Linked DNA regions of Homo sapiens: all the other regions are linked to region 3. A link is an interaction called in ENCODE POLR2A ChIA-PET data of the cell type or tissue named here. Cell type or tissue: CD4-positive, alpha-beta T cell. All regions are shown on one strand. Each heading gives the region's core, and the rest is flanking DNA. Links, peaks and the distances in the headings are about the cores only. Region 1 overlaps JAML (junction adhesion molecule like). Region 2 overlaps JAML (junction adhesion molecule like). Region 3 holds the start of CD3E (CD3 epsilon subunit of T-cell receptor complex). Region 4 overlaps CD3G (CD3 gamma subunit of T-cell receptor complex).

Region 1 (6,085 bases), core at 1,403-5,402, 91 kb before region 3:
GCTATCATCATGATCATGATCCAAAAGCATTTGGTACCCAGTTAATAAAAATAATGTGCCAGGCAACAGTCTAACTTGCACAAGCTCTGCAACTCCCTTTCTACAAAGACAAATGGAGAAATGCAGTCCACATTTTATTTCTTACAGTTTAAGGTAAAATATAGCACCCACTCTGAAGATCACTCTACGGTTTTTAACTTACAACTTTTGAAAACCATCTCTCATTTTCACCCTATTTTCTGCCACAGCCCCGGATTAGATGGCATTCAAATGCATGATCTATTTTCACTAGTGCTGTGGGTGGTGTTGGCGTAAGAATTCCAGGCATGGCCGGCTGGCTGCCACTTTTCTCATTTCTACCCTCCTCCCGGCAGCAGTATCGTAACACAAAAGGAGTCATCCACAGGGAATGGTTCCAGGCTGGGCCCTGGGGAATTCTTTTGTTTTTGGTTTTGGTTTTGTATTGTTTTCTTCTGTCACCCGGGCTGGAGTGCAGTGGCACAATCACAGCTCACTGCAGCCTTAACCTCCTAGGCTCAGGTGATCCTCCCACCTCAGTCTCCCAAGTAGCTGGGACTACAGGTACATGCCACTGCAGCCAGCTAATTTTTGTGTTTGTTTTTTTATAGAGATGGGGTTTTGCCATGTTGCCCATGCTGGTCTCAAACTCTTGAGCTCAAGTGATCACCCCGCCTCAGCCTCCCAAAGTGCTGGGATTACAGGCATGAGTTACCACACCCAGCAGAAATTCTTATTTCTACTTACACTATGGGTTTATCCCTCGTATAAAAATAAAGGCCAATAAAAATTTGAATGAGAGTAGCATTATAGGGACAACAGGGAATGTGCTCTGAGCTACAAAAACAATATTTTGTTTGCAAACATTAGGACTTTATTGTTAGTAACAAACTACTTGGGATGTTTTTCACAAATGATCCTGATATACGAGTATCTATACAGACTGTCTGATGAGGCTTAATACACTGTTCCTCACTCCAAAGAGCTCCATGAAAGAACCTCGCCCACCATGCTGCATCTGCTAATCCCAACACTTTAAGCAGCCACAAAGGAGAAAATGATGATTCCCCAGCACATACATGGAGCAGTGAAACACTGAAAGAATCTGTCCTCCTCCCCACCCCAAAAAAGATCATTGTGGTATAGTTCTTATGCCTAGGTCAGAGCTCTCCTTTCTAGAACCTCGGAATTTACCCCTCTCACCTGCTTCTGCTACTTAACAAAGGGTAGAGATAAAGGAAGGAAACTCAAAGAATTTCATGTGCAAGAACAAGGAACCTCTCATTTCAAGTTTGTGTCTCCCATCAGCCCCTTAACTACTTGAAAGGTAAGCATTACCATTATTGTAATTGCCTTCCTCTTCACAGCTCAGGAAGCTAAGATCAGCAAGGTTGAGTAACTTACTTACCCAGCTGATAACATAACCAAATTCCTGAGCTAGGACGAGGCCCAGTTCTGATAATCTCCAAAGCCCCGGCTCTTGCAACACCTCCTGGTGGCACCTGATGCCTGACTCTTACACCACTCTGTCCTGACACCAGCAGTCAGGGGCTTCTATTACATAGTGATGTTTCCCCCGCGTTACCTTGGCGTGCTCTCCTGGTGACAGAGTCCAGTCTATCTTGAATATACATTTGTCTTCTGTGCTCTGGAAAACACATCCCATCAGAGCTGAATCACCCACATGGACTGTTAGCTCAGGCGGGGAAACATTCAAGTCATTCAGGCCCAAGGAATAATCTATAGAAGTCAAAGGCAAGAGGACACATCATTTAGACAAATACTCTCAACAACAAAAATCAATTCCAATCATGGAGTACTAAACACCCCTCTCCCTGGATGATCCAACATAGACAAAGTCCTCGGAGGCATGTTCAAAGGCAGCATGGCATCCCTGTCCTCTAGTTACCTATATGGCTCATCAGAAGGATTCTGCAATCTTCATACTACAATAAATGCTATCTGGCTCCCTCCTCCTATCCAGCCCCTTACACTTTTCTGGAATTCTTCCTCCCAACCTTTCTAAAGAAATAAGGGAAACCCCAGAAGTCTCTCCTTTCTGATCATCAATTTAGAAACTCACCTCCACTTACCATAACGACGAAATGGGTTGTTCCTTGCTCTTAAATCTCCCACTGGTTCCCTCTCTGAAAAGGGACCTTTTGTTTACTTCCTCTTTTCCCTTTCTTTTAGTTCCTTTACAAAAGCATTTGCTGGCTGATTCTGGCTGTAGGGCAGGTCCTTGTAATTAGGCCACCACAGAGCACAGCTTTCCTCCTGCATTTCCACTGTGTTTATCCTCTCCCTGCCTCACCCCTCCAGCTTTGCCATCAGCTTTCCAGCCTCTAGGTGCTTCACACAGGGACCCCTGCCCATTATCTCTATGTTGCTCAAGCAATTTCGAGCGGTCACTACAAGAAAAAACCATTACATGGATATTTCTGTTTTCACAAGATATGCTCTATGCAAAGAGACAACAAAATCAAGAAAGATACATTTAGATGCTGCCCAGTTCATATCAGAGAAGAGCCAAGTGATGGGAATGAACAGAAAATGTGCCAGTCTTTTCATCCAAGCTGTTTCCCTGAGAGAAGACAGTTAACTTCCTGCCCCAACAGTAGGCTCACACAGCAGGGAGGACACAAAAGAAAACATCGACTCTAAACCCTTCAGAGGGAATTATTTTGAAAGAAATCAAAATTAGCTCCAACAAATATTTGGAATTTTCCTGTAAGGAAGAATTGAGCAGCTCCATGTGTGATTGAAAGTGTAATAAGCGAATTTAATATTAAGAACACTGTGTGTAGAATTAAATGAAGGACTGCTAGGAAGCAACAACAGCAACCAAAGCAAAGAGAAACTGATGTTTGAAGGGCAATCTTGGTAGAGAAACAGCTGAAGAAGATGAGATTTTCTGCAAGAAAGGAAAACCTCTCCACAAAAAACTACAAAACCCCCAGTGCCACCAAGTCACCACATACAGGGGTTGGACTGGTAGCTCTCTGGATCGGAGGGCAAAAACCTGCAGGCTGCTCCACAGACCTCTAGGAAAATGTCTAAATACCTTCTGAGATCATTATAACCCTGCTTCTTTGAGAAAAATTATCTAATGAACACCATTTTGGTGTGCGTGCCTGTGTGCATGTTTGTACACACTCTGGATTGCCTGGAATAGGAGCAAAGGCAATCCTGTTGTATACTTTGCTGAGTCAGGGTTTAAATTACTGTCCAAAGTTCAAAAAATAATAATAAAGAGAAAAAGAAAAGGCTATGAGAGCAAAGCACCTGATTAATTTCTTCTCCTTCCAGAACTACATCCATGGGATAAAGAAAAAGGCATGGGGGAAAAGGATGAAAACCTAGAAACCAGTGGAGATGAGCAACGAGAAGCTCAGCACTTAGGTGGAGGCATAAACAGGAGACCAATCTGGTCTGAGGAGATGGCCAGGTCAGGCTCCTCAGAAGGAAGTGGAGCATAAGGGGAAACCTGAAGGGTAAGGAAGCATCGGGCGGGCTTGCTAGGTTGAAGTGCTGGGAGGAAGGTTCCAGGCAAAGGAAACCACCATAAATTGGGAAAGAGCTCAGTCCATTTGAGGAACCACAAGAAGGCTGACATGGCCACAGTATGAAAAACAGCTCTGGGTCTCTCTTTGGTAATTTCAGTTCCTGATTCAAGGCGAACTGTGGTTTTAAAGATAACAATTTAAAGTGCAGGAATGCCACAGAGAAACTTTCCCTTTGTCACGTAAGAGGGTCCCAGAACACCCTTTAGGACCCAAATGCATTCTGTTTCTAATGGAAACAGGAAGCTTCAGCTTCCCAAGAAACCATAAGCTAGTTGGCTTCAACAACAGCTGCTTCAACAAAACTGTGAAGTTCCACATTAGGGTTTCCATCTTCAACAAACCCAAGGGAATCGAAAATATGTAAAATTGGCTTTTAATAATGCACAGAACTCAGGAGAAATCAAATACCCCACGGAGTCCCTTAGCTTCTACTTACCCAGTAACACTGGCAGCAGGATGAGTTTCAGTGGGCAAAACATGCTGCTCTCAACTTTCAAATCTTAAGATAAAAGAACAAAAATCACAAAATCATGTCAAGAGAAGCTCATTAATTTAAAAAACCAATAGTGAAGGACTATACGGAGCAGCCTCTGTTTGAGACACTGGTATGCAGCATTGAACAAGAAAAACAGACGAGGTCCCAGCTCATTTGCAGTTTGTATGCAGCGGGAGGTGGAGAAAAAAGAAGCAAATAAATGAATGAATGAATAAGAAAATACCAGATGTCAATAAGTGCTATGATGAAACAAAACAGAGTAGTGTTTGAAGAGTCACTTGGGGGCTGCTTTAGATTGGCCATAAGGGAAGATTAGATGAAAGTTGCTTTTCAAGAGAAAAAAAGCAAATGATTGCAGGATGCCCTTGAGATGACAACCCTAGATTTTCCACTACCTGTATGTTTCACACAAACAAAAAATTATAGGATATCCAGCCTGAAATTTTTCCCCATCTCTCCACCTAAATTAGAATTACTACTTTTTTGGGAGGAAGAGGTTGGGGGAGGGAACAGATTCTCACTCTGTTGCCCAGGCTGGGGTGCAGTGACGTGATCTCCAGGGCTCAAGCAACCTTCCTGTCTCAGCCTCCTGAGTAGCCGAGACTACAGGCATGCTACACCACACTTGCTATTTTTTTTTTTTAAGTAGTAGAGAGGTCTCACTGTGTTGCCCAAGCTGGTCTCAAACTCCTGGGCTCCAGTGATCCTCCACCTCAGCCTCTCAAAGTGTTGGGATTACAGGCGTGGGCCACTGCACCTGGCCCATGGTGCACTTTTTATCTTATTTTTCTTTTTAACTTTTTAAAGGCAGGGCAGTGTGGCTAGAATGAGAGTTGGGCTGTGCATTGGACAAAAGTATGTGTTTGATATGCATGTTATCTCTGTAGTATTCATTTCATTGCATTTACCAGCCCCTGGAAAAGGATTCACTGTTCTACCAAACACCCCCAAATTTTCTTAGCTAAACAGAAGAACCCTGACTCTCAGGAGTTACAGTGCAACCAGTCTTGAGTTCCCACCTGCTACTGCTCCTGGCCTCAGCCGTGGTCTTTACCCCTGGCCACCCTGCCGCTGGGGAGATTCCACCTCAGAATCTGCTAAGAGGAAAGATATGTTTTTTGCATTAACAGCAAGGTACCCCACCCAGCTCTGCTAGGACATCTGGCACATACGGTAGCCATTTTAATTAATAAACATTGATTACTTGGCCGGGCCTGGTGGCTCACACCTGTAATCCCAGCACTTTGGGAGACCAAGGCGGGCGGATAACGAGGTCAGGAGATCGAGACCATCCTGGCTAACACGGTGAAACCCCATCTCTACTAAAAATACAAAAAATTAGCCGGGCATGGTGGCGGCCGCCTGTAATCCCAGCTACGGGAGGCTGAGACAGGAGAATGGCGTGAACCTGGTAGGCGGAGCTTGCAGTGAGCCGAGATCACGCCACTGCACTCCAGCCTGGGCGACAGAGCGAGACTCTGTCTCAAAAAAAAAAAAAAAAATTGATTACTTAAGACATTCCTTAATCGTATTCTCCAATCAACAAAATCCTCTACCTGGAAAATCAGAGTCAAGCTATTCAAGGAGGTTCCTACCTCAGGTCCCACTTACACAGAGAAGTCAGCTGATCTTGCTGAACCTGTTTCCTTGCCTTTAAAAGGGATTGATAATGAAAGGATCTAATAGTATAACGTAGATAACAGTGCTTTGAAAATAGGAAGCATTACCATGGAAGATTCTTTATATAGATAAGAGTCAGAAACAGAGTTTGTAGCTTTAGGGGAGATTTCAGGTTCTGAGCTTCTACCTTTCTAAGAATGGCAAATGATGAATCAGAATGAACAGGAAACTTAAGTTTCCATTTTTGAACCTTGTTGTAACAATGGGGATAATAATTACACTGAGCCAGATATATCAGGAGTCACATAGATTCCCCTAAACAAAAGAACCTCTAGTGAAAACACAGACCTCTCTCAACATAAGCAAAACCCCATTCCTGCTCCGT
Region 2 (6,085 bases), core at 1,056-5,055, 110 kb before region 3:
AATAGGCTGGGTGCCTATAATTAGTCTACAAATAGCACCGTGCTCATCGCCAGCTCACTCCTTTTGTCCCTACCCCCACTCACTGCACGCCCCGAGGTGCCTTTTCCAGGCACTGCAGTTCTCTAAGGGGCTACAGAAGTCTAAGCAAAGGGAAATTAGGAATCAGACTCCAAAATATTGTATGAGATCCAGCATGCAGCCTGCCTGGCAGTTAGGTTATGAGAAGGTATAATAAGTCACAAAGTTAAGAAACAAAATCTAAGCATTGGAAGGAACCCTACTTTGACCTTTTGATAGCAAGGAAAACGACTCACAGCAACACAATACTTGCCCAAGGATCTTATCCTATTTATCCTATTTTCTTTGTTGTTGTTGTTGTTTTGAGACAGGAGTCTCGCTCTGTTTCCCAGGCTGGAGTGCAGTGGCGCGATCTTAGCTCACTGCAACCTCCACCTCCCAGGTTCAAGCAATTCTCCTGCCTCAGCCTCCCAAGTAGCTGGGATTACAGGTGCCCGCCACCATGCCTGGCTAATTTTTTTGTATTTTTAGTAAGACAGTGTTTCACCATGTTGGCCAGGCTGGTCTCAAACTCCTGACCTCAAGTGATCCACCTGCCTCAGCCTCCCAAAGTGCTAGGTTTACAGGTGTGAGCCACCATGCTCGGCCTTTTTTTTTTTTTTTGAAACAGAGTCTTACTCTGTCTCCCAGGCTGGAGTGTAGTGGTGGATCTCGGCTCATGTAACCAACGCCTTCCAGGTCCAAGCAATTCTCGTGCCTCAGCCTCCCAAGTAGCTGGGATTATAGGCACGCATCTCCACACCTGGCCAATTTTTGTATTTTTAGTAGAGAGGGAGTTTTGCCACATTGGCCAGGCTGGTCTTGAACTCCTGGCCTCAAGCAATCCGCCCACCTCGGCCTCCCAAAGTGCTGGGATTTCAGGCATGAGCCACCACACCCGGCCGTGTTTTCTTTATTAGATTGAACTGATGAGGCAAAAGACGTCCTCCCTGCCCTCAGTAAAAGCCACTCTTCACTTCTTTTCACCACTAATATAAATAATCTCTGGTGATAACCTTTAATCCTTGAGCTTGGGTAAGAAAGTTTGATATCACTCTTCTATCCAGCAGAACTTCAGTTTCTCAGACTTTTCTGCTACTTAGAAAAATCACCGCCCTCAGCAGCCTCCCTTGGGCAACCCAGCCACGCCCACCACCACCACCACCTGAGCCTCTGACACCTGGCTCAGCTGAGGCCAGAATCATTCTCACCATGGTCATGTAGGTGGCCTCTGATTTTTCACTTGGTTCTTCTTCCTCGATCACCTCCCGTACAATTATTGGGGAGTAAATGTGTTTCTAGAGGGGGAAAATGGTACAAAAATTCCTAAAAATTAGATGAATCTTATACACCAGAGAAAAGGCCACCCACTCCTATTTGCTAGGCATCGACCACCCAAACTGCTGGTTCAGAGGGTTACTGAGACCTAGAGAATTCTCAACAATGATAATTCAGTCTTCAGTCTTCTTGAAAATTAACTGTCAAAGAACACAGTCTTAAGAACCAAACTCTTTGCTTCAAAAGCCAAACATCTTTGTTTAGATGGATGTTTAGGTAGCAGCAGGGGTTCCTTATCTTGCTAAATTCCTTGTATTCTGGGGTTATTTCCTTCTAATTACAGTAAAGGCAGAATGGCATTAATCAGCAGTGAATTGTCATCATCTCCCTCAGAGGATTTATGTGGCAGGGCCAGCCCTCATTGAACCTCACAACTGTGAGGTTCATGGTCCTGTCACTCGTTGGTAAAGCAGTATCATCCAGTGGCCCATTCTTGGACCACTGCACTCTACTGGGAAAAAATCCTACTCTTGGGACAAAAACAGCCCAAAATAGAGAAAGGTAACTATTCAAAGAGTTTTTTTAAAATTAAAGAAAGAAAAGAAAGAATAGGAGTTAAAGAAAACCAATCAATTTCTCAGTCTCTAGAAGCAATTATTTATAACTCCATTACAAAATCAATATGGAGAGAAAAGTCCTTCTTAATCCTTTCTTGCTAAGATCTTAGACTATTTCATTTTAAGCATTAGAACTCCTTAACTCCTGGATGTATTATAATTCTCCATTAGACTTTAGACAAATAGCACCTCCTAGATTACAAAGCATTTGCATATCATCATCTTATGTGAACCTTACAACAACCCTGTCAAGCAGGCTGGGCAACTATAGTATCTTTATCTTTATCCTCATTTTGCTGATGAGACTCAGGGAGGTGGCAGATCTTACTGACTCCAAGCGCAGTGCTCTTTCCTCAGCCCAATACCAGGATCTGCTGCCTGGGGCTGTCCCAGCCGACCCCATGCACTGTACTCCGCAGAGGCTCTTACTTTAGTGACAAAGGCTTCCTGAGTCCCTGCTCTGTGCCAAGCACTGGCCTGCAAGCTGCGACATACAATGGGTAAGATATGGTTCCCGGGGGTATGAGAACGGCCCAGGCCTGCATCTACTTAGTGTTTTAGGCTGAAGCGTGTGTTCACCTCCCCTTCACATCTTTCAAAATGGCAGGGTTTTTCTTTTATCTCTGGATTAGTCTTCTTCGTGTTCTTCACCAAGACTGTAGAATTCACTGAACTGCAAGACATGAAAAGCATGTGGAATTAACCAGCGGGCATGGTTTATTCAAGGGTCCCTACATGAGATCCCCTCTTGGCTTCGTGAAGAGAGAGACACCAGAGAAGGAACTATTCTCTCTGGACTCCTACAGCCAGGGCTACCCGGCTCACCTGGAAACCTGAGAAGCGCATCTCTTCTAATGAAGAACAAGAAGCCGTTCTGGAGATAATTTAGGCTGAAAAGCAGCTTCAACTTCTCTATTATCACTCAAGCCACTTTCAGTCCGTATGGGAGAGGTAATTTTAAGTGAATGAAGAGAGAGAGGGGAGATGGGATTCCATTTGACCATCCTGTCTACATTTCTGAGGACCAGGGAGTGCCGCGAAACCAGCAGGGGGCAGCAGGAGCTCAGCAAGACGCCAATCCGAAGGGCTCCTGGCCTTTCCGGGGGGCGGAGCAGAATAACCCCCACAAACACCCGACCCAAGCCCCAAGCAGGAGCTCTGCGCCTGCCCTGTCGGGGTCCCTTGGCCTTTGATCTCATGACCATTTGCCTTCTGAACATACTTTCTTTTTTTCTATTTTGGCCTAAGTCAGAACTAAAAAAAAAAAAAAAAAATTCAAGGTTTAAGCTAGAAAAGAAACCATATGTTTTGGTCTCAGTGGAAATATTTTCCTTGTATTTTCTGCTTTTAAAGTTGTATCTTCTCACTGTCAAATAATTCAGATAATACAGAAATGTAGACAGTTGGAAGTGGAAGTTCCCTGCAACCCGTCACCCCATGGGATCCACCTTCTCCTTCACTTCAAATTCCACACAATTACCCACATTTTACAACTGTCCTTCCAAGCCTCTCTCAGTGTAAGCATAAGCTCACATAAAATGTATTTAGTACATATGCTGCTGGAGTGAGCATCATATTATTTTCTCTTTTATAAAAATGAGGTCATACCATAAATTCTGTATTTTTACTCCTTGGATATCTTTCCATGTCATTATGTAGAGGGATCTGGAGTGTTTCATTGACTGGTTCACTGAATCGTTGCCTTTCTGACAGACACTGGCAATTATCCCTATTTTTAATTATAAGCAAGACGGCAGTTTTGCACAAATCTCAGCATATCCATTTAATTATTTCTTTAGAATAAACGACTAGACATGGAAGTGCTACCTTTCCTTTGGCGGGAAACTGAGGTCCCGACAGGGGAAGTAAGCTGAGAGTGGAATCCAGGTTGTCTAGCTCAGTGCTCCGAGCATGCCCAGAGCAAAGACCTTTAGAGAGGCCAGCCAAGTTCAAAACCAAATCAGGAAGCCCTAGGGAGTGCAAGTGAAAACTTAGCAGGCACAAGTGTTTTCTGCAGGATCCAAGACCCACTGGGAAAGAACACTCAAAAGTCAGGACTATTCATGAGGCCCTTTCCCACTGACACTATTTCAACAAGGGAGTCGATCTGCACTACAAGCATACTCCATCGATAGTTGGATAAACTGAGGGACATGGATCTGCCAACAGCCAGTGAAACACAAGTGTCCCTGTTGGAGCATCTGGGCACTTCTGAGACCCTGGGAGAACTACCGATGAAATTCAGGCCTTTAAAAGCACATTATTATTATTATTATTTTTTTTTTTTTTTTTTTTTGAGACAGAGTCTCGCTCTGTCACCCAGGCTGGAGTGCAGTGGCGTGATCTCGGCTCACTGCAAGCTCCACCTCCCAGGTTCACGCCATTCTCCTGCCTCAGCCTCCCAAGTAGCTGGGAGTACAAGCACATGCCACCACGTCCAGCTAATTTTTTGCATTTTTAGTAAAGACAGCTTTTCACCGTGTTAGCAAGGATGGTCTCGATCTCCTGACCTCGTGATCCGCCCGCCTTGGCCTCTCAAAGTGCTGGGATTACAGGCATGAGACACTGCGCCTGGCCAAAAGCATCTTTTAATAATAATTCATTTAGAACCTGAGGGCACCCATTCAAAGATCGTATCTCATAATTAGAATGTGGTCTTTTAGATAAAACCACTGGCAACCCTTAAGATCTTAGCTTCTATGCGGAACGTACAGTATGGATAATTTAAAAATCATCTTTTAGGCAGTGAATGGTACCATGATAGTTCTTGTGTAAGATTTATGCTCTGAATTATGCCCTACTGAGGCCCCCATTTCTAAGGGAGTTTGTAGTCTTTACATAATAACAAAGTGAATGAGGAGAGCGTAGGAATATTAAATTCTTTTCCCGGGCACAGTAAGCAAAGTGGGCAGGGTTACCACAGATGATTCCATTTAAAAATACCCCCTTCTGTGAGAATGGCATAAGTAGGGCCCTATCACCCTGTTCTACTTTGGGGTAGAGGCAGCCTTGCACCCCCAGCCTCCCAATCCAAGGGGTGGGGGTAGCCCTGTACCTCTTATTTCCACAGGTCTTCTTCACGATCAATATCAGAACAGGGAGCAGCAGGATTGTGGCACAGACAATTCCCACAATGATCACCAACTGATTACCACCCAAGACCAGAGGCCTCAGGGCTGCCGGGGTCACCAGTGCTTGGGAAAGTAGAAAAGCAAGGAGAGGGTCTCAATACTTTAGCAAAGAGCTGAGAGCCCCACAGCCCTATACCAAGTAGCACCAGCCAGGCCACGAAGCGGAGGGGAAGGCCAGACTCCACCCCATATCTGGACACTAGGGACACTGTCTCCATGAGATTGAGAACCAAAGTCTAACCCCCTCGTTTACCCTAAAATGTAGATTAAGGTGGGTGGGAGAAGAGGCTAGCAGTTCACCTCTAGTAAAGTTTCCTTTCACATCAACAATTCTATTCTAAAATTTGGCTTAACAAGGACCCAGAAATAACAGGCATTTGAGAGGCTGCTGATCTTCCTTAGGGCAAGTGGTTGTCTTCAAAAGAACTCATGCCGCAAGACTCAGCCCCACAGTGACGATACCAAGTAAAGCCTCCGGAGGTACTTCTGCCCATATGGAACCTTCTACTCATCTGCATGGTTCTTTCTAAATACATAAAGCAAACACCTCCTCAGGGCCAGACAGCACTAGGTACAGGGGATTCAGAGATGAATGATGATGTGTGGTCCCTGCTTCCAAGGAAGAAGACAAACACGTCAACAGAAAACCACAGGCTGCTGTAGGCGCTACAACAGAAGTCTGTATGGGGAACAGAGGGGCACAGAAAAAAGGGTGTCCAATTCTATATGCAGCAAGTGAGAATTTGCCAGCAAAAGTTCTAAAGTTTAACCTAAGACTTACAGGAAACATCCAGTTTGTTGGGAAGACAATATGGAGAAGGACAGAGGGGATGTTCTGCATGAGATCTGGAGGCCTGACAGGATGATGATTTTAGAAACTAGAAAGAGTTCAACGGGTCTGGCACAAAAGTGGCATTTGTGGGTGTGCTGGAGAATTTCGCTGGAGAGATGACAGGGTCCAAGTCAGGAAGGACCTTGACTATCTCAACCAAGAATCTGGCA
Region 3 (5,954 bases), core at 1,955-5,954:
ACTTAGAGATGACACCCTGCTAGGATTGGGCACTGTCCTTCAGGATGTGGTGTACATATTAAGCCAATGACTGTTATATGATACTATGTCTCCAAAAGGTAAAACGCATGTGTGCAAGAGCTAAAGGTTAGAAGTAGGGATATTCATGCTTACCATTACTTCCAGTGACCCACTTAGGAAATCTGTGCTTCCTGTCCCGCTAACTCTAGGCTCTGAGCTTCTAGGGGCCATGGTTTCCAGAGACAGAACACTTTCACCACAGCACCCATTAAACTTTAAGCTACACCACTGCCAAGAGACCAGCATGCCAAAAAAAAAAAAAAAATGATTTGCTCCCCCAGCAGAGTGAATCTTTCCATATCTGATGATAAGGAGGAGGCAGGGCTGCAGGGACAACTCAGATAGAATCCAAGGGCTCCCCTGGGGCATTTTTTAGTGCAATTTTGATGGTAAATGGGCAAGTGCAGCAGCCACAACCCGAAAAGACCACGACGGCCAGGGGCTCAGACTCCTCAAGCTATGTCTTCCCTGAGGTCAGCAGAGGTGCTAACTGAGGCTAGGAGCAATCCAGAAAAGGGAACAAGCATTGCCTATCAGATGCGCCCTGGGGCAACTGTGCTAATGGGGCTGTAATTTGTCCCATTAGGAAACTTTCCTTTTATAAGCTTCTCCAAAAAAAGAGATAACCAGAATCCCGAAAAGGCTGTTTAAGGACAGGATGAAATTATCACATGAAGCGAATGGCTCCAAGCAGTGCAAGTGTTAAACTGCATGGATGCTGTGGCTGCACCCAGGTCATCACTCCAGGGCTGCTCCCTCCCCCAACTGCTGGGATTCTTGTACTCAGAGGACTCACAGTTGAGCTCTTTCAAAGACATTGCCTTCAGCAGAAGCAGCTGCCTCACCCAACTTCGCAGCCCCCTCACCCAACTTCGCAGCCCCTCAATTCATAATACCTGTATTTTTCATGGCCCCTTTGCTCAATTCAGGATAACTCAGGATAACTTGGGAAGGTGATCCCAGGCTAAGAACTCCCCATGGCTCTGGCTGAGGCTCCTGATATGTCTCATCGCAGTTCACCTCTCTCTGCCAGATGCTGCCCCTCTCTCCCTTACAGATGATGCTCCTGTGCTTCCTCAGAGAGCCACCTGCCCAAATCTCCATCTTTTTTTCCCAGAAAACCCGATGGATAGCAATGCACATTTACAGACACGAAGGTAACCACCAGGAAAAAAAAAAAAAAGTTGAAAAACTTAAAAGTTGTTTTCTCTAGGGAGAAGTGTAGGGGTGAAGCAAGGTAGAACAGGGGCTATTGTTATACAGCCCTTCTATATGCATTGTTTTTAACATGCACGTATTACTTCCATCATTAAAACTTTTTTCATTTTGGCCAGGCATGGTGGCTCATGTCTGTAATCCCAGCACTTCAGGAGGCCAAGGTGGGCAGATCGCTTGAGCTCAGGAGTTCGAGACCAGCCTGGGCAACATGGTGAAACTCTATCTCTACCAAAAATACAAAAATTAGTTGGGCGTGGTGGCAGGCACATGCAATTCCAGCTACCTGGGAGGATGAGACAGGAGGATCCCTTGAGCCCAGGAGGGGGAGGTTGCAGTGAGCCAAGATCGCACGATTGCATTCCAGCCTGAGCAACAAAGTGAGACTTCATCTAAAAAAAACCCCAACTTTTTCCATTTGAATATTATAAGAATTTGATACTGTCACTCACCTTTTTAAAACTATTTGAATACTTCCTACAGCCCTAAGAAAATCCTTAAGAATCCCTAACATAGCTTGCAAATCCCTTCCCATCTGGCCCCTGCTGAGTTTCCTATCTCTTTTATTTTTTTCATTTTTATTTTTTGACAGGGTCTTGCTCTATTGCCCAGGCTGGAGCATAGTAGCACAATCATAGCTGACTGCAGCCTCAACCTCCTGAGCTCAAGTGATCCTCCCACCTCAGCCTCCCGAGTAGCTGGGACTACAGGTGAGCACCATCACATCCGGCTAATTTTTTGTATTTTTTTGTAGAGATAGGGTTTCACCATGTTGCTCAGGCTGGTCTTGAGCTCCTGGCCTCAAGCAATCTGCCTGCTTTGGCCTCCCAAAGTACCATATCTGGCGAATTTCTTATATTATTTCTTACACTCCTCGTTCTCCCTGTTACCTGCCGTGCTGGATTTTCCATTTCTCTTCCTCATCTCTGGACTTCAAACATGCTGCTGCCTCTATCTGGAATGCTTTCCACTCCACCTGGTTCATTGCTGTTCCTCCATCAAATTTCAGCTTAGATGTCACCTGCTCAGGGGGACCTTCTCTTCCCCATCCCACCCCAGACTATCTTAGATCCCTTCTATCACTCCCACAGCACCTGAACGTCTTTTTTCTTAGCATCAATCTCCTGAAGTTATCTGGGGGGTTTTTTAGAGATGGGATCTCACTATGTTGCCTAGGCTGGAGCGCAGTGGCTATTCACAGGCACAATCACACTCACTGCAGTCTCGAACCCCTGGGCTCAGTCAGTCCTCCTGCCTCAGCCTCCTGAGTAGCTGGGAATACAGGTGTACACCATCATGCGGGGCATGGTTATTGGTTATGAGGTTATCTGTTTAATCTCCACATTTCCTTTTTTATCCAAGAGGACTATTTATCTTGTTTCTCCTGTATTACTAGCACCCAGCATATAACTACAGTACAGTAGACAGAAAATATGTATTAAATAAGTGAATTTCATCAAAATGTTTTCTAGAGTCCCAGCTCTGTAATCTGCAACTTAGATAACCTGCCTGAGCCTTAGTTTGCTCAAGTATAAAATGGAAATAAAAATAAAAATAATACTTACCTTAGAGGGTCGTTTTGAGGATTAAATAAGATATATCAGAAAAGCTCTTAGAACGGTGCTTGGATATAGTAAGCATTTGATTAATGCATGCTTAAACATAAAGAAAGGTTACATCAATTCACACTCATACCAGCAGACTTTGACACTATCACTCTTTACCCTGTTCAACATTGAGTCTTGTGTTTTTAAATATTTTTGTAAAGAATATAGGTAAAAAGTGGCATTTTTTCTTTGGATTTAATTCTTATGGATTTAAGTCAACATGTATTTTCAAGCCAACAAGTTTTGTTAATAAGATGGCTGCACCCTGCTGCTCCATGCCAGATCCACCACACAGAAAGCAAATGTTCAGTGCATCTCCCTCTTCCTGTCAGAGCTTATAGAGGAAGGAAGACCCCGCAATGTGGAGGCATATTGTATTACAATTACTTTTAATGGCAAAAACTGCAGTTACTTTTGTGCCAACCTACTACATGGTCTGGACAGCTAAATGTCATGTATTTTTCATGGCCCCTCCAGGTATTGTCAGAGTCCTCTTGTTTGGCCTTCTAGGAAGGCTGTGGGACCCAGCTTTCTTCAACCAGTCCAGGTGGAGGCCTCTGCCTTGAACGTTTCCAAGTGAGGTAAAACCCGCAGGCCCAGAGGCCTCTCTACTTCCTGTGTGGGGTTCAGAAACCCTCCTCCCCTCCCAGCCTCAGGTGCCTGCTTCAGAAAATGGTGAGTCTCTCTCTTATAAAGCCCTCCTTTTTCATCCTAGCATTGGGAACAATGGCCCCAGGGTCCTTATCTCTAGCAGATGTTTTGAAAAAGTCATCTGTTTTGCTTTTTTTCCAGAAGTAGTAAGTCTGCTGGCCTCCGCCATCTTAGTAAAGTAACAGTCCCATGAAACAAAGATGCAGTCGGGCACTCACTGGAGAGTTCTGGGCCTCTGCCTCTTATCAGGTGAGTAGGATGGAGTGGAAAGGGTGGTGTGTCTCCAGACCGCTGGAAGGCTTACAGCCTTACCTGGCACTGCCTAGTGGCACCAAGGAGCCTCATTTACCAGATGTAAGGAACTGTTTGTGCTATGTTAGGGTGAGGGATTAGAGCTGGGGACTAAAGAAAAAGATAGGCCACGGGTGCCTGGGAGAGCGTTCGGGGAGCAGGCAAAGAAGAGCAGTTGGGGTGATCATAGCTATTGTGAGCAGAGAGGTCTCGCTACCTCTAAGTACGAGCTCATTCCAACTTACCCAGCCCTCCAGAACTAACCCAAAAGAGACTGGAAGAGCGAAGCTCCACTCCTTGTTTTGAAGAGACCAGATACTTGCGTCCAAACTCTGCACAGGGCATATATAGCAATTCACTATCTTTGAGACCATAAAACGCCTCGTAATTTTTAGTCCTTTTCAAGTGACCAACAACTTTCAGTTTATTTCATTTTTTTGAAGCAAGATGGATTATGAATTGATAAATAACCAAGAGCATTTCTGTATCTCATATGAGATAAATAATACCAAAAAAAGTTGCCATTTATTGTCAGATACTGTGTAAAGAAAAAATTATTTAGACGTGTTAACTGGTTTAATCCTACTTCTGCCTAGGAAGGAAGGTGTTATATCCTCTTTTTAAAATTCTTTTTAATTTTGACTATATAAACTGATAAGTCCTCTCTACTTCACAGATTAAGAAATTGATACTCAAAAAAGTTAAATAACTTGTTTTAAACCACATAGTAAGTGCCGAAGCCAATCTGTGAGACCAGGACTGTTTGTACTCTAAATGGCTGCACCACATGAGGCAAAATGGCTCGTGATGGTTTTATTTCAAAGACCTAGAAAACACTATCACAGCTGGTGCTCCCGTCTCAGACCCACAGCAACGATGTCTCCACTTCCTGCTTCATCTTGGGTTTCTCACGTCTTGAATGTGCACACAAATCACCTGGGGATCTTGTTAAAAATGCAGCTTCTGTTTCAAAAGACCCAGACTGGAAATGGAGATTCCGCATGTCTAGTACGCTCTCAAGTTTATTAATCTGCTGCTGGTCCTAGGAACATATTGAGTAGCGAGGGGCAGGATGTGACTCCTGTAAGGAGTGGCCAGGCATTTTCTTAGAGACCTGTGTTATAAAGTATGCTTTTCCTTAAAAAAAAGAAGAAGGAGGAGGAGGAGAAGGGCCAGGTGCAGTGGCTTACGCCTGTAAGCCCAGCATTTTGGGGGACCAAAGTGGGAAGATCACTTGAGCTCAGGAGTTCAAGACCAGCCTGGGCAAAGTAGTGAAACCCCATTTCTACAAAAAATTAAAAATTAGCCAGGCAAGGTGGCACACACCTATAGTTCCAGCTACTTGGGAGGCTGAGGTGGAAGGATCACTTGAGCCCAGGAGGTCGAGGCTGCAGTAAGCCATGATCAAGCCACTGCACTCCAGCCTGGAGTGTCTCAAAATAGATAAATAAATAAATAAATAAATAAATAAATAAATAAATAAAAGAGACAGTATCAAAGACCCAATCACCTCTAGACATCTGGCATCATAGGAATGTGCCCAGTCTGCTCTGGGGATAGGAAAGTGGGGATCCTGTCTCCCCCTGTGTAGAGGTTTCAGTAAAAGAAAGGCCTAGGTGTGCAGAAAGCTTTCAGGCAATGCCAGGGAAACTGATCATTGTAATGAATCCAGGGTATTGCTGAGTGAGGGCATCCTGGAGGGCCCGGTGGAAATGTGGTCAGGCTCTTCAATGCACAGGCCCTAGTTGATGAGTAATCAGGGTTTCAAATATTTCCATCTCTGTCTCAAGCAGAAAACAAATGGAAAAACTGAACCACCAGAAAAGCAGAGCCAGAGATGGAACAAGAATCCCAGTGTTTGTACCCAACCAAGAGCGTGTTTTTCTTCCACAGACACCAATGTTCAAAATGGAGGCTTGGGGGCAAAATTCTTTTGCTATGTCTCTAGTCGTCCAAAAAATGGTCCTAACTTTTTCTGACTCCTGCTTGTCAAAAATTGTGGGCTCATAGTTAATGCTAGATGCTTCCTTCCTCTATTTCCCCCCAAATTTCCTGGGAACCCCTGGTCAATACCAGCAGTAAGTTCCACTGTTCTAGGGTGTAGAAATGGCTGTGACCCAGCAGCAAGAG
Region 4 (5,931 bases), core at 929-4,928, 52 kb after region 3:
TATCCTCCCTTCCCCTATCTTTTAGACAAATGATATCAAACTATACATCTTGTGAGATTATTGCATACCATTATATGAAGATACCATTATATCCTTTTTAATGCAACCATATTGTACAAATAGACTATGATTTATTTAACCTGTTATCTATCAGTGGATATTTAAGTTGGTAGTTGGTTCCAATCTTTTGCTCTTACAACAATTCTGCAATGACTAACATTGTATAAATATCATTTTTAAAAATAATTGCATTGAAGCATAATGTACATGCCATAAAATCCACCCATCTTAAGTGATTTCACCTGTTCTCAGAAATTTTTAGTAAATTTAACTAATTGTACAGCCATTACCATAATCCAGCTTTAGGACATTTTCTTTTTTTTCTTTTCTTTTCTTTTTTTTCTTTTTTTTTTTTTTTTGAAGTGGAATCTTGCTCTGTGGCCCAGGCTGGAGTGCAGTGGCGCGATCTCAGCTCACTGCAACCTCCACCTCCTGGGTTCAAGCGATTCTCTTGCCTTGGCCTCCCGAGTAGCTGAGACTACAGGCACATGCCACCACGCCCAGCTCATTTTTTGTGTATTTAGTATTTGTGTATCTAGTATTTGTGTACTTAGTAGAGACAGGGTTTCACCATGTTGGCCAGGCTGGTCTCCAATTCCTGACCTCAGGCGATCCACCCGCCTTGACCTCCCAAAGTGCTGGGATTACAGGTGTGAGCCACCGCGCCAGGCCCGTAACTGTATTTTAATATAGCCATTCTATGGATTTAATATGGTATTTTATTATGGCCTTAATTTGCATTTCCCTAGATACTAACCATGCTGAGTGTCCTGTCTTGTGTTTATTAACCATTCATATATTTTTAGTGAAATGTGTATCAAATCTTTTGCCCATTTTTAAGTTGACTTATTTGTTTGTCTTCTTACTATTGGGTTGCATATGTTTTTGATATAAGTCCTTTATCAGATATATGATTTGGAAATATTTTCTACCAATCTGTGGTTTGTTTTTCTTAATGGTGTCTTTTGAAGTGCAAAAGGTTTGAATTTTGAAGTACATTTTATTGATTTTTTCTTCTATATATTGTGCTTTTGGTATCATGTCTAATAAATCTTTACCAAACCCACAGTTACAAAGATTTTCTCCTGTCTTCTTTTTATACTTTTTACAGCTTTATGGTTTTAGCTCTAACAATAAATGTGATTTTGAACATACATAAGACTATTTGTAACAAACACAAATAAATTGAATTGTTGGGCACTTGTATTTGCATTTGTAATTTTATTAACTATTGCCAAATAGCAGTTGTAAACACGTACACACACACAAGTGTATATACACATATACATATATATACATATACATGTATGCATATATGCATATATACATATATGCATATATACACATATATACATATATACACATATACATATATGCATATATACACATATATACACATATACATATATGCATATATACACATATATACATATATACACATATACATATATGTATATATACACATATACGTATATGTGTATATATACACATATACGTATATGTATATATACATATATGTATATGTATATATACACATATACACATGTATATATACACATATACACATGTATATATACACATATGTATATATACACATATACACATATGTATATATACACATATACACATATATACACATATGTATATATACACATATACATATATGTATATATACACATATGTATATATACACATATACATATATGTATATATACACATATACATATATGTATATATACACATATACATATATGTATATATACACATATACACATATACACATACATATATGTGTATCTACACATATACACATATACACATATACGTATACGTGTATATACGTAGATACACATATACATATATACACACGTGTGTATATACGTATATACACAAGTGTGTATATACGTATACACACATATATGTGTGTGTATACGCATACACACATATATGTGTGTGTATACGCATACACACATATACGTATATATGACAGGGTCTTGCTCTGTTGCTAAGGCTGGAGTGCAGTGGCACAACATTGGCTCACTGCAGCCTCGACTGCCCAGGCTCAAGCAATCCTCCCACCTCAGCCTCCTGAGTAGCTGAGATTTCAGGCGTGTGCCACAATATCCAGCTAATTGCTTAATTTTTTTTATAGAGAGAGGGTCTCACTATGTTGCCCAGGCCAGTCTCAAACTCTTGGGGTCAAGTGATCCTCCCATCTCATCCTCCCAAAGTGCTGGGATTACAGGTGTGAGCCACTGTGCCCAGCCAGGTTGTACCAATATACACTACCAATAACAACAAACAAAAGTGCCTGTTACTCCATACATGTTCCAACAGTGTATTATTAAACTTTTGAATCATGCCAAACTGAATGGCTTCTCACTATAATTTTAGTTTACATTTTTCTTATTAAAAATTGGAGGCTAGGTGTGGTGGCTCATACCTGTAATCCCAACACTTCGGGAGGCCAAGGCAGGTGGATCACCTGAGGCCAGTAGTTTGAGACCAGCCCAGCCAACATGGCAAAACCCTGTCTCTACTAAAAATACAAAAAATTAGCTGGGTGTGGTGGTGGGTGCCTGTAAACCCAGCTACTCAGGAGGCTGAGGCAGGAGAATTGCTTGAACCTGGGAGGTGGAGGCTGCAGTGAGCTAAGATTGCACCATTGCACTCTAGCCTGGACAACAAGAGTGAAACTCCGTCTCAAAAAAAAAAAAAAAAAAAAAAAACTGGAGTAAACCATTTGTTTTTCCTTCTCATGATACATAAGTTCACATCTTTGGTCTTTTTCTTATTGACTTACACTAACCCCTTACATATTTGGGAAACTAGGTCTTTTGTGATATTAGTTGCAAGTCTTTTTCCAACTTTATGTGTTTTTTAACTTTGCTTTAAAAAACACATTGGTTAGTTTTTCACGCACACTTTACAATTATTTGCATGTAGTATAATTCACTGGTCTCCTATGGTCTCTAGGTTACGTTTCATATTTAGAAAGTCTTTCTCCATTTTAAAATTATCCTTTTTTAAAAGTTCCCCCATGAATTCCTCTAGCATTTTTATGGTTTTATTTTATGCATTTATATCTTTGACCCATCTCGAATTGATTTTAGCATCAGATCTAATGTAGTAACCAACTTTAAATACAGATAGTTACCCAGCTATTCCAGAAATATTATTGAATGATTCATTTTGCGTCCATTAATTTTAAATGCTGTTACAACCCCACTCGCCAGATTATAAGCTCCAAGAAGGAAAACACTTACGTTTTTTCACTATGGTATCCTTAGGAACTAGAACAGTGGTAGGCACACAAAGATTGCCCAGGGCTTTTTGTGTGTGTGTGGTAAAAGATATGTAACCTAAAATTTACCATTTTAACCTTTTTTTTTTTTTTTTTTGAGACAGAGTCTCACTCTGTCATCCAGGCACTCTAGCGCAGTGGCACGATCTCGGCTCACTGCAACCTCTGCCTCCCAAGTTCAAGCGATTCTCCTGCCTCAGCCTCCCAAGTAGCTGAGATTACAGGCGCACATCCACATGATCAGCTAATTTTTGTATTCTTAGTAGAGACAGGGTTTCACCATGTTGACCAGGCTGGTCTTGAACTCCTGACTTCAAGTGATCTGTCCACCTCGGCTTCCCATAGTGCTGGAATTACAGGCATGAGCCACTGCACCCAACCCCATTTTAACTATTTTTAAGTGTACCATTCAATGGCATTAAATATATCCACAATGTGTAGCCATCATCACTACCCATTTCAGAAATTTTTCATCCTCCTAAACAGAAACTTGGTACCCATTAGACAATAACTCCCATTCGCCTCTCCCTCCAATCCCTGGTGACCTCTATTATACTTTCTCTCTCAAGGAATGTGCCTATTCTGTGTACCACATATAAACTGAATCATACACTATTTAGTCCTTTCTGTCTGGCTCGTTTCAGTTAGCATAACGTTTTCAAGGTTCATCAATGTTTCAGCGTGTATCAGAACTTCATTCTTTTTCAAGGCTGAATAAGTCATCTGTAGCTATATACCATATTTTGTTTATGCATTCATCTGTTAATGAACATTCTGGGTTATTTCTACCTTTTGGTTATTATGAATAGTGCTACTGTAAATATATGTATACAAGTATCTGAGTTCCTGCTTTCAGTTATTTTGAACATCTATATCAAAGCGGAATTGCTTGATCATGTGGTTATACTATGTTTAACTTTTTGAGGAATCATCAAACTGTTTTTCCAAAAAGTCTGGACTATTTAACATTGCCATCAGCAACGCATACGGTTTCAATTTCTCCACATCTGCCAACAATTACTTTCCTTTTTTTTTATAGTAGCCATCCTAGTAGGTATTAAGTGGTATCTCATGATTTTTTTTTTCATTTCCCTAAAGACTAGTGGTGTTGAGCACTCTTTCATATGCTTATCCACCATTTGTACAGTTGGCCTTCCATATCTGTGGGCTCTGCATCTGTGGCTTCAACCAACCATGAATTGGAAATATTCCAAAACAAATTTCATCTGTATTGAACATGTACAGACTTTTTGTCATTATTCCCTAAACAATACAACACTATTTAGATTTATGTTGTATTAGGTATTATAAGTGATCTAGAGATGACTTAGTCATCTCTAGGATGACACAGGAGGATGTGCATAGGTTATATGCAAATACTGCATCATTTTATGTAAGGAACTTGAGCATCCTTGGATTTTGGTACCCAAGGGGGTCCTGAAACAAATCCCCCACAGATACCAAGTGGATAGTCATTCTCTTGGAATGTATCTTCTTTGGAGAAATGTCTATTCAAGTCCTTTGCCCTTTTTTGAACTGAACTGTTTGGGGGTTTTTCGTTCTTGTAGTTCTTTACATATTCTAGAGATGAATCCTTTATCAGATATATGAGTTGCAACTATTTTCTCTCAATCTGTGAATTTTCACTTGCACAGCGCTTTTAACTCTTGAAAATTATGCTGCTTCTATTATTTATGTGTATCCCGATCTCTTGCCCTCGTGACCCGCCCGTCTCAGCCTCCCAAAGTGCTGGGACTACAAGGCGTGAGCCACTGTGCCTGGCCATCTATGTGTATCTCAAAACAACCTTGTAGGATGTATACTGTCTCCACTTTACAGATAAGAAAACTGAAATCCAATCAAAGATAGCACACTCCAAAGATTGCTCCAAAGACAGCACAACAATAACAAACTTGTAGTTGTTATTGCTGTTAGTGTTATCCCTTTGAATAATAGAGAGTAACAGAAGCTGCTTCAAAAAGGTCTAGGACTGGTGGGAAAATAAGAGAGCAGACCCCCAACAGAGGTTGCGAGCAGAGCCAGGGATCACAGAGTTTTATCTGCCCTCGGTACGCTGATTTCCAAAACCCAGCCTCATATTCTATACTCCAAAGCGCACTGCCAGGTGGGCCAACTCCAGCCCCCACAATCCGATGCCAAGGCCACTTCTTGCCACTTCCTGCCCGCCTCCAGCCCGCCCCTAACAAGCTAGCGCATGCGCTGTAGGACTATTTGCGCGCCGTTCCCCCCGGTGAGCCTGCACACCGTGCTTCCGGCGCGGAGATGAACTTCCACATGCCCCGGCGCTTGTTGATGACGTAACTTCCGGTTGCTGTGCTGAGTCGGAAGTGGGAACCCTTCGGCCGCTGAGATTCTGTCGTGTCGTCGCTGCTGGCACTTCAGGCTCTGGTAAGACAGGCAATAGCTTCAGGGGACGGGGTCGTTGACTTTGCGTTGTGATATTTTCTGCTGGTCCAATGCCACTTCAAGCCTGTTCACTCTTATCTTCTCCAAATTCCTTCTCCTATGCTTTGCTAACCAGGGACCTTCTCCTTCTTGAACTTCGA

Evidence for each region. Peaks named below come from ENCODE experiments on the same cell type or tissue, not always from the same donor. Only the 100,000 strongest peaks of a DNase experiment are listed, where the experiment ranks them.
Region 1: POLR2A ChIA-PET joins it to region 3 with 16 read pairs; 11 of 35 experiments call an interaction of 5 or more read pairs at or near these places.
Region 2: POLR2A ChIA-PET joins it to region 3 with 15 read pairs; 16 of 35 experiments call an interaction of 5 or more read pairs at or near these places.
Region 4: POLR2A ChIA-PET joins it to region 3 with 14 read pairs; 18 of 35 experiments call an interaction of 5 or more read pairs at or near these places.

The regions. Positions count from the first base shown.
Region 1 is chr11:118,210,804-118,216,888 of GRCh38, forward strand. JAML (junction adhesion molecule like) reads right to left here. Exons shown (of 10, transcript NM_001098526.2): 2 at 4,021-4,083; 3 at 1,604-1,758. The coding sequence starts at 4,063. Among named protein-coding and RNA genes, the nearest start is that of JAML, 11 kb to the right of the region's middle. RefSeq lists a silencer at 1,471-1,765. In CD4-positive, alpha-beta T cell, for the core only: no CTCF peak of the experiment used is centred there; DNase peaks (open chromatin) are centred at 3,578 and 4,658; H3K27ac peaks cover 780 bases.
Region 2 is chr11:118,195,467-118,201,551 of GRCh38, forward strand. JAML (junction adhesion molecule like) reads right to left here. Exons shown (of 10, transcript NM_001098526.2): 7 at 5,008-5,146; 8 at 2,532-2,625; 9 at 1,269-1,355. Among named protein-coding and RNA genes, the nearest start is that of SCN2B, 22 kb to the left of the region's middle. In CD4-positive, alpha-beta T cell, for the core only: a CTCF peak has its summit at 3,023 (motif pointing right); a DNase peak (open chromatin) is centred at 3,015; H3K27ac peaks cover 570 bases.
Region 3 is chr11:118,301,220-118,307,173 of GRCh38, forward strand. It overlaps CD3E (CD3 epsilon subunit of T-cell receptor complex), which reads left to right and starts at 3,511. Exons shown (of 9, transcript NM_000733.4): 1 at 3,511-3,557; 2 at 3,675-3,782. The coding sequence starts at 3,734. In CD4-positive, alpha-beta T cell, for the core only: no CTCF peak of the experiment used is centred there; DNase peaks (open chromatin) are centred at 3,482, 4,672 and 5,521; H3K4me3 peaks cover 2,829 bases; H3K27ac peaks cover 4,000 bases.
Region 4 is chr11:118,353,902-118,359,832 of GRCh38, forward strand. It overlaps CD3G (CD3 gamma subunit of T-cell receptor complex), which reads left to right. Exons shown (of 7, transcript NM_000073.3): 7 at 1-1,260. UBE4A (ubiquitination factor E4A) reads left to right here and starts at 5,699. Exons shown (of 20, transcript NM_001204077.2): 1 at 5,699-5,773. RefSeq lists an enhancer at 5,636-5,705. In CD4-positive, alpha-beta T cell, for the core only: no CTCF peak of the experiment used is centred there; no DNase peak of the experiment used is centred there.